Regions from separate parts of the Homo sapiens genome. Here region 1 is linked to region 2. A link is an interaction called in ENCODE POLR2A ChIA-PET data of the cell type or tissue named here. Cell type or tissue: Caco-2. All regions are shown on one strand. Each heading gives the region's core, and the rest is flanking DNA. Links, peaks and the distances in the headings are about the cores only. Region 1 overlaps GRB2 (growth factor receptor bound protein 2). Region 2 has its middle 14 kb from the start of TMEM94.

Region 1 (5,377 bases), core at 329-5,328, 73 kb before region 2:
TAGTGCATGCCTGTAGTTTCAGCTACTTGGGAGGCTGACGTGGGAGGATCACCTCTGAGCCCAGGAGGTGGAGGTTGCAGTGAGCCATGATCCCATCACTGCACTCCAGCCTGGGTGTCAGAGTGAGACCCTGGCTCAAAAAACAAGAAAGTAATCCAACAAATTTTTTTTCCCTGAAATAAGCCAATGAAAACGAAAAATACTTCTTAAATCTCTAATAACTAGATCACCAATAAGCTTAAGGTTCCCAGGTAAAATTTCCTGTGATATATACTAACAAAAACTCAAAAAAGAAAAAAAAGGAAAAATACGTGAGGCTTCAGTACATGAGGGTCTTACAATTTAGATGTGGGAATTCTCACTCAAATCTATCATTTATAGGGCCACACTATTCTTACGAGGCACAAATAAAATTAAGGCTTACTATAACCAATTCAGAAAGTCTATGGTAATGGGATCTAGTGTTGTCACAAAGGTTATAATCAGACCCACTGCTCTTTTTTTCCCCCTATTCAGGACAGGGTCTTACTCTGTCACCCAGGCTAAAGTGCTGTAGCGTGATTATGGCTCACTGCAGCCGCGACCTCCCAGACTGAAGCGATCCTCCCACCTCAGCCTCTGGAGTAGTTGAGACTACAGGTGTGCACCACCACACCCAGCTAATTTTTTAAAAAAACTTTTTGTAGAGGTAAGAGTTTTGCTGTGTTGCTCAGGCTGGTCTTGAACTCCTGGGCTCAAGTGATCCTCCCATCTCAGCCTCCCAAAGTGGTGGGATTAGAGGCATGAGCCACTGAGCTGGGCCGTTACCCTCTTTTTAAGGGAGATCATGAGGTAGAAACTGCCTAGAGCAGTAAAGCCTCAGAAGTGACTCATGTTTCTCAAGGTTAAGGCTGCTTCTTGCTGGGAAATATGCATAAAGAAGTTACCTTGTGAGAAATGAGTTCAGCCCTTTATTCTTTACTTGATACAGCAGTGGGCAAAGATTCTAAACTATCCACAGTACTTTTAGTCAAACTTTTTCCTATGGTTTTAGCATTCAGTATCTTCCTTTCTCCAATTAGATAATTCCTAATTTACTCATTTCTGTTAATGACACCAATATTTCCTCGGCCTCAAAGCCCTGGAATCCTCTGGCTAAACAGAATGTCTCATCTAATCATTAAATCCTGTTATTTCTTCTCTTAAAATACTCTTTAGATTTTTTTCGTTGTTTTGGTTTTTTTTTTGAGATGGAGTCTCACTCTGTAACTGAGGCTGGAGTGCAGTGGCACGATGTCGGCTCACTGCAACCCCTGCCTCCCAAGTTCAAGCGATTCTCATGCCTCAGCCTCCCAGGTTCAAACGATTCTCATGCCTCAGCCTCTGGAGCAGCTGGGATTACAGGCACTCGCCACCACGCCTGGCTAATTTTTGTACTTTTTGTAGAGACGGAGTTTTGCCATGTTGGCCAGGCTGGTCTCGAACCCCTGACCTCAAGTGATCCACTCGCCTTGGCCTCCCAAAGTGCTGGGATTAAAGATAAGAGGCACTGTGCTCAGCTGTTTTTTTTTTTTTTTTGAGACAGAGTCTCTCACTCTGTCACCCAGGCTAGAGTGCAGTGATGCGATCTTGGCTCACTGCAAACTCCGCCTCCCATGGTCAAGCGATTATCCTGCCTCAGCCTCCTGAGTAGGTGGGATTACAGGCGCCCCCCACCGTGCTCAGCTAATTTTTGTTTGTGTGAGTGTTCTAAGCAGAGATGGGGTTTCACCAGCTTGGCCAGGCTGATCTCAAACTCTTGACCTCGTGATCCATCCGCCTCAGCCTCCAAAGTGCTGGGATTATAGGCGTGACCCACTGCGTCAGGCGTTTGTTTTTTTTTTTGTTGTTTTTTTTTTTAAAGATAGGATCTTGCTCTGTTACTCAGGCTGGAGTGCAGTGGTGAGATCATAGCTCACTGCAGTCTCAACCTCCCGGCTCAAATGATCCTCCCAGATCCTCCCACCTAAGCCTCCTGAGTAGCAGGGACTACGGGCACATGCAACCATGCCCGGCTCATTTTTTTATTTTTATTTTGTAGAAACGGAGTCTCACTGTGTTGCCCAGGCTGGTCTTGAACTCGGCTCAAATGATTCTCCTGCCTCGGTCTCCCAAAGTGCTGGGATTATAGGTGTGAGCCACTGCACCCAGATAAATATGACTCTTTTCCATTTCCACTAACATACTCCATCAGCTTGCCTGAAACAAAACTGCTTCTCATATACTTGCTGTTTTAAGTGCTTCCATATTTCAGTTAGTTTAATCCTCACAATATCTAATGAGTCAAGGACCATTATTATCCCCATTTTTCCAGTGAGGAAATTGTGACACAAAGAAGTTTAAAAAAAGAACAAAACTTGCCCAACATCATGATCATGGCAAATGGCACAGCCAAAGTTTGAACCCAGATAAGCTGGCTCCAGCCTAGGTCCTCTGTATCTGGCCTCTCCCCTACTTCAATCCACACTACTCAAAGTCATCCTTCTAAAACACAGCTTTGGTATATAAAAAGAACATCTTAGAAATTTAATAATTAATGATTATCCTCATTTTGCATCAACTTACCCCTAGACATTCCTAACCTAGGAGTTCACAATGCGACATATCAAAAGTAACGTATTTAAATGATTTTAAGCTGGAACAGGAGTAGCAGCACAATGTTATAGGAAAATTGAAGGTTTCTTTACACCACAGTCCATGAGCCAAAGATATGAAAATTTAAGAAGGCAAAATATAAGAAGGCATAGTCAACCTTATATTGAGAAAAACTCCCATTTATTCCTTTGCTGCTCTGAGCTCAGCTGTTAGATCAGAATGTGAGACTGAGACAAGGACTCTGGATGGATGGGTATGAGTTGCACTGGTTAAAAACTGTTTCTGGGCCAGGCGCAGTAGCTTACACCTGTAATCCCAGCACTTTGGGAGGCCGAGGCGGGCTGATCACTTGAGGTCAGGGGTTCAAGACCAGTCTGGGCAACATGGTGAAACCGTCTCCACCAAAAAAAAAAAAAAAAAAATTAGCCGGGTGTGGGGGTGCATGCCTGTAGTCCCCAGCTACTCAGGAGGCCGAGACAGGATAATTGCTTGAACCAGAGAGGCAGAGGCTGCAGTGAGCCAAGATCGTGCCACTGCACTCCAGCCTGGGCAACAGAGACTCCGTCTCAAAAAAAAAAAACTGTTTTTGACTATGGCTGATGGTATTTAAGAACTTACTGACTCTGATGCAAATGTACCTACCACTACCAGAAAAACAACTCAAAGCATATATATGTTCCTTTGCTTGAAGGATGGCATTACTTACTCAAAACATGGACCATCACAGTACTAAGAGACAGGGACACTCAATGAATGAATGCTTAAAAGTGATGCTCAGACTGACTCTCGAGGTAATGGCTAAAGCCAGGGCCCATGAGAAATGTAAATTCATTATTTTGTGGATATCATATGGTTAGCTGTTAACAGAGGTCATTGATGCAACGTTCAAGCTCCAAGGCTGCCACTAATATTCATACACCCCAAAAGCTGGCTACTATGGGCAAATTTAAAAAGATATTGGTGCCTTGTTGACTGAAACCCACTATTCCAGGCCTGGAAGAACTGAAATGTCAGTTGATGAAAAAAATTTTCAGAAGTGTGTCAAATCTGTCCGCATGAATTTCAATACGAAGGCTTTCCAAACTCTGACTAAGAGAGAATTTGTACCACTTGTTCCTTCTGACTTCAATATCTTGTTCGGTTTGGATACCTTCCAGGCTGGTACAGCTATGTTTGGCACCACAAAGCATGCCAGCCAGCCCTAGCTGTGTTGCTAATAAGAGGTCAGAACGCGTCCCTGGAAATACAGAGACACAATTAAGACTTCAAACAGCTGTTTGTTAAGCCAAGTGTTCTGGCAAAGCTTGAAAAATAGAAAACCTTCCCCTCAATCCAGCTCACTTTTTTAGCAGCAAAGTAAACTCAAGAGAGCCATCTGATGCGAAGGGACTCTTCTTCCCAGGAGGACTTCAGTCCTCTGCAAAGCTGTTCTTTGGCACTTTCCCTAGGGCTATGGGTTGTGTAAACTATGTAAATTAGAACGAATCTTCACAGTTCCTTCAAACTCTCCCTGTGAGTTTTATTCTTGTTTTTTATACATCCAAAGAATAAAGAACAAATTCAGGTGGGAAAGCCAATGTGTTCGACACCTCCTTTCATAGTTGATCTTTCTTACCCATGTTTGGACAATCTACTAAAATATAATGCCACCACGATGTTGGATGGAACAAATGTCCAAAAACAAAAACTAGTGGAAACTTGGAATGTTTATTGGGCAGTGACTTTAAGAAATAAAAGTGAGGCCAAGTGTGGTGGCCCATGCCTGTAATCCCAGCACTTTGGGAGGCCAAGGTGGGAGGACTGCTTGAGTCCAGGAGTCCGAGACCAGTCTGGGCAACATGGCAAGACCTAATCAATACAAAAATAAAACATAAAAATAAAAAATAACACTGATTAAGTATTCTTTAGATCGTAAGCACAGTAAAGTGTAATTATACTTTACAAAGACTCAAGAAAAAAGTAGTTAAGAAATCTAACCAAGGTGCTGGCAAGGAAAATAAAGGAATAAAAAAAAAAAAATTCAAGGGTTTCTATTTCTGGTCTGTTGCCTAAATAAAGGCAAAAGAGCTGCCGCAACGTAAGAACCAAGCCTGAACTCAGGCAGGACAACATTGAGTGACACAAAGAGGATATCAACTATAGACTCAGTTCACACTGAGTAGGATGAACATGGTGTGAATTTCCTCCCTTCTTGCCTCCAACACATTAAACTATGTTGCTAGGCAACTGTGCAAGATGCTGATAGAGGAACCTACTGTGAAATGGAGTAACAAAAGCACACTGTGGCAAGAGGTACACAATGGTGCTCGGGGCAGCAAAGGGGAACCCGAGGGAAAAGAAGAACACCCAGAAAACCTTCTGGAGATTGGGTCTGTTCTAAGCAACGAGAGGTGGCCAAGGCACGTAAATGCTAAAGGTTACACCACACAAAAGGAACAACATGACTGAAGACCAGAAATACGAGATAGCCCAGTGGTCAGGGAAAACAAGCAACTAACTGAAAATTGACAAAATTTTGTTTAAATATAGAAAGTAAGATCACCCAACCCATTATTTCTGACATTACTGGCAAAAGCGTTGACCAATGGAACACTGTAGAGCTTTCTGGAGGAGGATAGTAAATTATGCAAAACTGTGGTGCAAGTTAACACACAGAATTAAAATGAGTATCTACAATAAGAGTAAGACTTTGCCGAAGATTATTTGCGTAAAACACAGTTCTGAAAAGAAAACACAATAATTATGGTTTTGCTGAATTCAAAGA
Region 2 (5,377 bases), core at 281-5,280:
CATTCTAGTTTTAGTAGTGGTATTTCCATCTACAAAATATAGTAATCCTTGGCCGGGCGCGGTGGCTCATGCCTGTAATCCCAGCACTTTGGGAGGCTGAGGTGGGCGGATCACCTGAGGTCGGGAGTTCGAGACCAGCCTGACCAACATGGAAAAAACCCATCTCTACTAAAAATACAAAATTAGCCTGGCGTGGTGGCACATGCCTGTAATCCCAGCTACTTGGGAGGCTGAGGCAGGAGAATCGCTTGAACCTGGGAGGCGGAGGTTGCGGTAAGCTGAGATTGCACCATTGCACTCCAGCCCGGGCAACAAGAGCGAAACTCCATCTCAAAAAAAAAAAAAGTAATCCTCGATCGCTGAAAATGTCAAATCCTAGAAAACATAGCATTCCTACAAGTGATGTTAACATGTTCTCAAACAGTTGTTGGCCAAAGATTCATTTGATGAATTTGATTTTTCTGAAATAGATGATTTGGATGATTCAGACAGTTCTGATATTAGTTCTGTTTAGAAATAAATCCAAGAACAGTTTTTATATTTTATTTTCACATTGAAAATCAATCAGATGGCTGGGCACGGTGGCTCACGCTTGTAATCCCAGCACTTTGGGAGGCCGAGGCAGGCAGATCACAAGTTCAGGAGTTCAAGAACAGCCTGGCCAACGTAGTGAAACTCCCTCTCTACTAAAAATACAAAAATCAGCTGGGCATGGTGGCGGGTGCCTGTAATCCCAGCTACTCGGGAGGCTGAGGCAGGAAAATCGCTTGAACCTGGCAGGCGGAGGTTGCAGTGAGCCGAGATTGCGCCACTGCACTCCAGCCTGGGTGACAGAGCTAGACTCCATCTCAAAAAAAAAAAAAAAAAAATCAATCAGATTTCCTTCAGCCTCAAAGAGCATGTTTATGTAGAATTAAATCAGGGCTGGCAGCGAGCTGCACTTTTTTCTACTAAACAGGAAAAGGGTTAAAAAAAAAGACTCTGGCCTCAGTTTTTTCATCTCTGAAATGGAGATGATAGTTATTATATAAAGCACTTAGAACAGTGTGTAGTACATAGTAAGCCCTACATAATGGTTAACTATTACTGATATTATTATCATTACTGATATGTGTCTCCTAGGACACCCCTTAGCTGGTTTTAAGGCCCTCAAAAAGCTGAGTCAAAAGAATGCTTAGAAAGCACAAAGTCAGAAGTACGTGGACGTCCTTGTGGGATACTGCATCAGACCTTGGAAAGCCCTTCATTCTCTCATCTGTCAGTTATATGAATATGTGCCAGGCACTGCTCTTAGTGCTGGGAAAACAACAATGACCAAAATAGACACAATTTCCTGCTCGTATGAAGCTTTTATCTTAGTAGAGGAAGACTGAAAATGAACAAATAAACAAACAAAAAAATGGAGCAGGCGGAGATCAATATTCCGAAAAAACAAAAAGCAGGATGGAAACCGGGGAGCACGTTAGGTTGAGAGTCGAGGGAGTCCCCTCAGAGAAGGGGACATTCTGATCCTGAAAATGTCCTGGAGAAGGGCATTCTGGCTGTGGGAATAGCTGCTGCAAAGGTCCTGAAGAAGGAATGCACCAGGTATGTGGCAGGAAAAGAGAGAAGGCCAGTGTGGCTGGAATGTGTTGAGCTTGGAGGCAAGGAGTGGTGGGAAGCAAGGATGAAAACATAGGAAAAGCCTGCAGGTCATATGTGACAGCTGACTCCACGAGGGCCTCCGGTGAGCCCTGCCTTATTTTATTAATTTATTTGTTTTTTGAAGACAGAATCTCACTCTGTCACCCAGGCTAGCGTGCAGTGGAGCAATCTCGGCTCACTGCAACCTCTGCCTCCCAGCTTCAAGCGATTCTCCTGCCTCAGCTTCCCAAGTAGCTGGGAATACAGGTGCGCGACACTACCACCCAGCTAATTTTTGTATTTTTATTAGAGACGGGGTTTCACTATGTTGGCCAGGCTGGTCTCGAACTCCTGATCTCAAGTGATCCGCCCGCCTCGGCCTCCCAAAGTGCTGGGATTACAGGCATGAGCCACCATGTCCAGCCAATCCCTGCCTCTTGGTGTTAACTCCCTGTGTGGTCCCCCTCCACATTGAACAGGGCTATCCTGTGTCCGATAGGATATTAGAGAAATGATGGGGTGTGGCCGGGCATGGTGGCTCACGCCTGTAATCCCAGCACTTTGGGAGGCCCAGGTGGGCAGATCACGAGGTCAGGAGATTGAGACCATCCTGGCTAACAGTGAAACCCCGTCTCTACTAAAAATACAAAAAAATTGTCCAGGTGTGGTGGCGGGTGCCTGTAGTCCCAGCTACTCGGGAGGCTGAGGCAGGAGAATGGCATGAACCCAGGAGGCGGAGCTTGCAGTGAGCCGGGAACTCCAGCCTGGGCGACAGAGCGAGACCCCGTCTCAGAAAAAAAAAAAGAGAGAAATGATGGGTTGTGACTTCCAGGGATAGATCCTAAGAGACATTGAGGCCTCCTCCTTGTTCTTGCTTGGATCATTTGCTCTGGGGGAAGCCAGAAGCCATGTCCTGAGGACACTCAAACAGCCCAGTGGAGAGTCCACATCATGGGAACTGAGGCCTCCTGTCAACACCCAGCATTAACTTTTCATGTGAGTGAGGCACCTTGGGTGTCCTAGCCCCAGCCAAGCCTTCCAATGACTGCAGCCCTGGCTGAGATCTTGACTTTAACCTCATGACCCCAGAGCCAGGATTAGCCATCAGAGCTGCTCCCAGATTCCTGACCCACAGAAACTGTCTGAGATAATAGATGTGTATTGTTTTTTTTAAACTCTCTCTCTTTAAATTTTTTTTCCTTTGCTTTTCCTGTAAGTCAGGAAACAAAGATACATGTATTTATTTACTTATTTTTTTTGAGACAGGGTCTCGCTCTGTCACCCAGGCTGGAATGCAGTGGCGCAATCTAGGTTCACTGTAACTTCCACCTCCTGGGCCCAAATGATCCTCCAACTTCAACCTCCCAAGTAGCTGGGACTACAGGCATGTGCCACCATGCCCAGCTAATTGTTGTAGTTTTTGTAGAGACAGGGTTTCATCATGTTTGCCAAGGTGGTCTGGAACTCCTGACCTCAGATAATCCATCTGCCTCAGCCTCCCAAAGTGCTGGGTTTACAGGCATGAGCCATCACGCCTGGCCCAGATTTGTATTGTTTACGGCACCAAATTCCAGGCCAATTTATTATGCAGTAATAGACTACCAATATACCATAAGGACTTGGGATTTTAGTCTAAGTATGATGGAATGCCATTTAAGGAGTTCATGCAGAGGAGGGTCATGACCTGACTTCTGGTGTGGAAAGACCTTCTGGCTACTGGGTGGAATCTGAATAATAGGGAGCTAGAGAAGAAGCAGGGGTCTAGTTAGGAGCTTTTTTTTTGAGACAGAGTTTCACTCTGTCACCCAGGCTGGAGTGCAGTGGCGCGATCTTGACTCACTGCAAACTCTGCCTCTCGGGTTCACACCATTCTCCTGCCTCAGCCTCCAGAGTAGCTGGGACTACAGGCGCCTGCGAGCACGCCCAGCTAATTTTTTGTATTTTTAGTAGAGACGGGGTTTCACCATGTTAGCCAGGATGGTCTCCATCTCCTGACCTCGTGATCCACCCGCCTCGGCCTCGCAAAGTGCTGGGATTACAGGTGTGAGCAACCACGCCCAGCCGGAGCTTTTTTTTTTTTTTTTTTTTTGAGATGGAGTCTTGCTCTGTCGCCCAGGCTGGAGTGCAGTGGCACAATCTCGGCTCACTGCAACCTCCAGCTCCCGGGTTCAAGTGATTCTCCTGCCTCAGCCTCCTGAGTAGCTGGGATTACAGGCGCCCACCACCACGCCTGGCTAATTTTTGTATTTTTAGTAGAGATGGGGTTTCACCATCTCAGCCAGGCTGGTCTTGAACTCCTAACTTCATGATCCACCCGCCTTGGCCTACCAAAGTGCTGGGATTACAGACATGAGCCACTGAGCCCAGCCTTTGTTTTTTTTTTTTTTGTTTTTGATTTTGAGACAGAGTCTCCCTCTATCGCCCAGGCTGGAGTGCAGTGGCATGATCTTGGCTCACTGCAACCTCTGCCTCCCGGGTTCAAGTGATTCTCCTGCCTCAGCTTCCTGAGTAGCTGGCACTACAGGCACATGCCACCACGCCCAGCTAATTTTTGGATTTTTAGTAGAGACGGGGTTTCACCATGTTGGCCAGGATGGTCTCGATCTCTTGGCCTCGTGATCCGCCCACTTTGGCTTCCCAAAGTGCTGGGATTACAGGTGTGAGCCACCACACCTGGTGTTAGGAGCTATTAAACTAGTACAACAGGTGTTGATGATGGCCGGGACCCAGGTTGTAGAGTTGGAAATGACAGAAGCGGACATATTAGGGTTATAATTGGAGTTAGAACCCACAGAACTTGCTGACAGATGAATATGGTAAGGGAGGCAAGGGAAGAAATCAAACATGCCAGGTTTTGGCTGAAGCAACTGGATATTCGGCGGTGCCGTTTCCTGCCAAGGGGAGGCGGCTGGGATTACCGGCACCATGCCCGGCTGTTTGTTATTTTTAAAGACAGTGTCTTACTCTGTTGTCTTGGCTAGAGTGTATTGAAGCTGTCATAGCTCACTGAGGCCTCCAACTCCTGCCCTCGAGCAATCTTCCTGCCTCAGCCTCTCAGAAAAAAGTATTTCTAAGATGGAGAAGGGTGGGCCAAAAATAGCTCTAACTGTTTCAGGAAGCATGTCTTGTTACCCTACAAGGCCCTGACCATTCACTGACAAAGAGTGCTTCTCTGCGCGATGTTTGACTGCCTCTCCAATACTCTCCATCCTGTTTCAAACAATGTGTCTCCCTCTGTAGATGAGCCAGTGTTCTACTGGACTGGGAGGAACCCAGCTACCTCCTCCCATTAGCGTACCTCCCATATTGAAGCAACTCAGTTTTTTATTATTTTTTGAGACGGAGTCTTGCTCTGTAGCCCAGGCTGGAGTGCAGTGGTGTGATCTTGGCTCACTGCAAGCTCCGCCTCCCGGGTTCATGCCATTCTCCTGCCTCAGCTTCCCAAGTAGCTGGGACTGCAGGCACCCGCCACAACACCCGGCCAATTTTTTTTGTATTTTTAGTAGAGACGGGGTTTCACTGTGTTAGCCAGGATGGTCTCAATCTCCTGACCTCGTGATCCTCCGGCCTCGGCCTCCCAAAGTGCTGGGATTACAGGCGTGAGCCACCTCGCCTGGCCCCAACTCAGTTTTAGAGAACCCCAGAGGCAGCTATATAAATATTGTTTAGGTACAGCAGGGGGCTTCTTTGGCCCTTATAGATCTAGACACTGTTACTTAAACCCTGTTCGAAAGACTTCTTTGAGGCCGGACGC

What was found. Peaks named below come from ENCODE experiments on the same cell type or tissue, not always from the same donor. Only the 100,000 strongest peaks of a DNase experiment are listed, where the experiment ranks them.
Region 1: POLR2A ChIA-PET joins it to region 2 with 7 read pairs; 10 of 35 experiments call an interaction of 5 or more read pairs at or near these places.

Annotation. Positions count from the first base shown.
Region 1 is chr17:75,366,675-75,372,051 of GRCh38, forward strand. All of the region lies in intron 2 of GRB2 (growth factor receptor bound protein 2), which reads right to left. Among named protein-coding and RNA genes, the nearest start is that of GRB2, 36 kb to the right of the region's middle. In Caco-2, for the core only: no CTCF peak of the experiment used is centred there; no DNase peak of the experiment used is centred there.
Region 2 is chr17:75,439,657-75,445,033 of GRCh38, forward strand. No RefSeq gene overlaps it. Among named protein-coding and RNA genes, the nearest start is that of TMEM94, 14 kb to the right of the region's middle. In Caco-2, for the core only: no CTCF peak of the experiment used is centred there; DNase peaks (open chromatin) are centred at 2,685 and 2,925.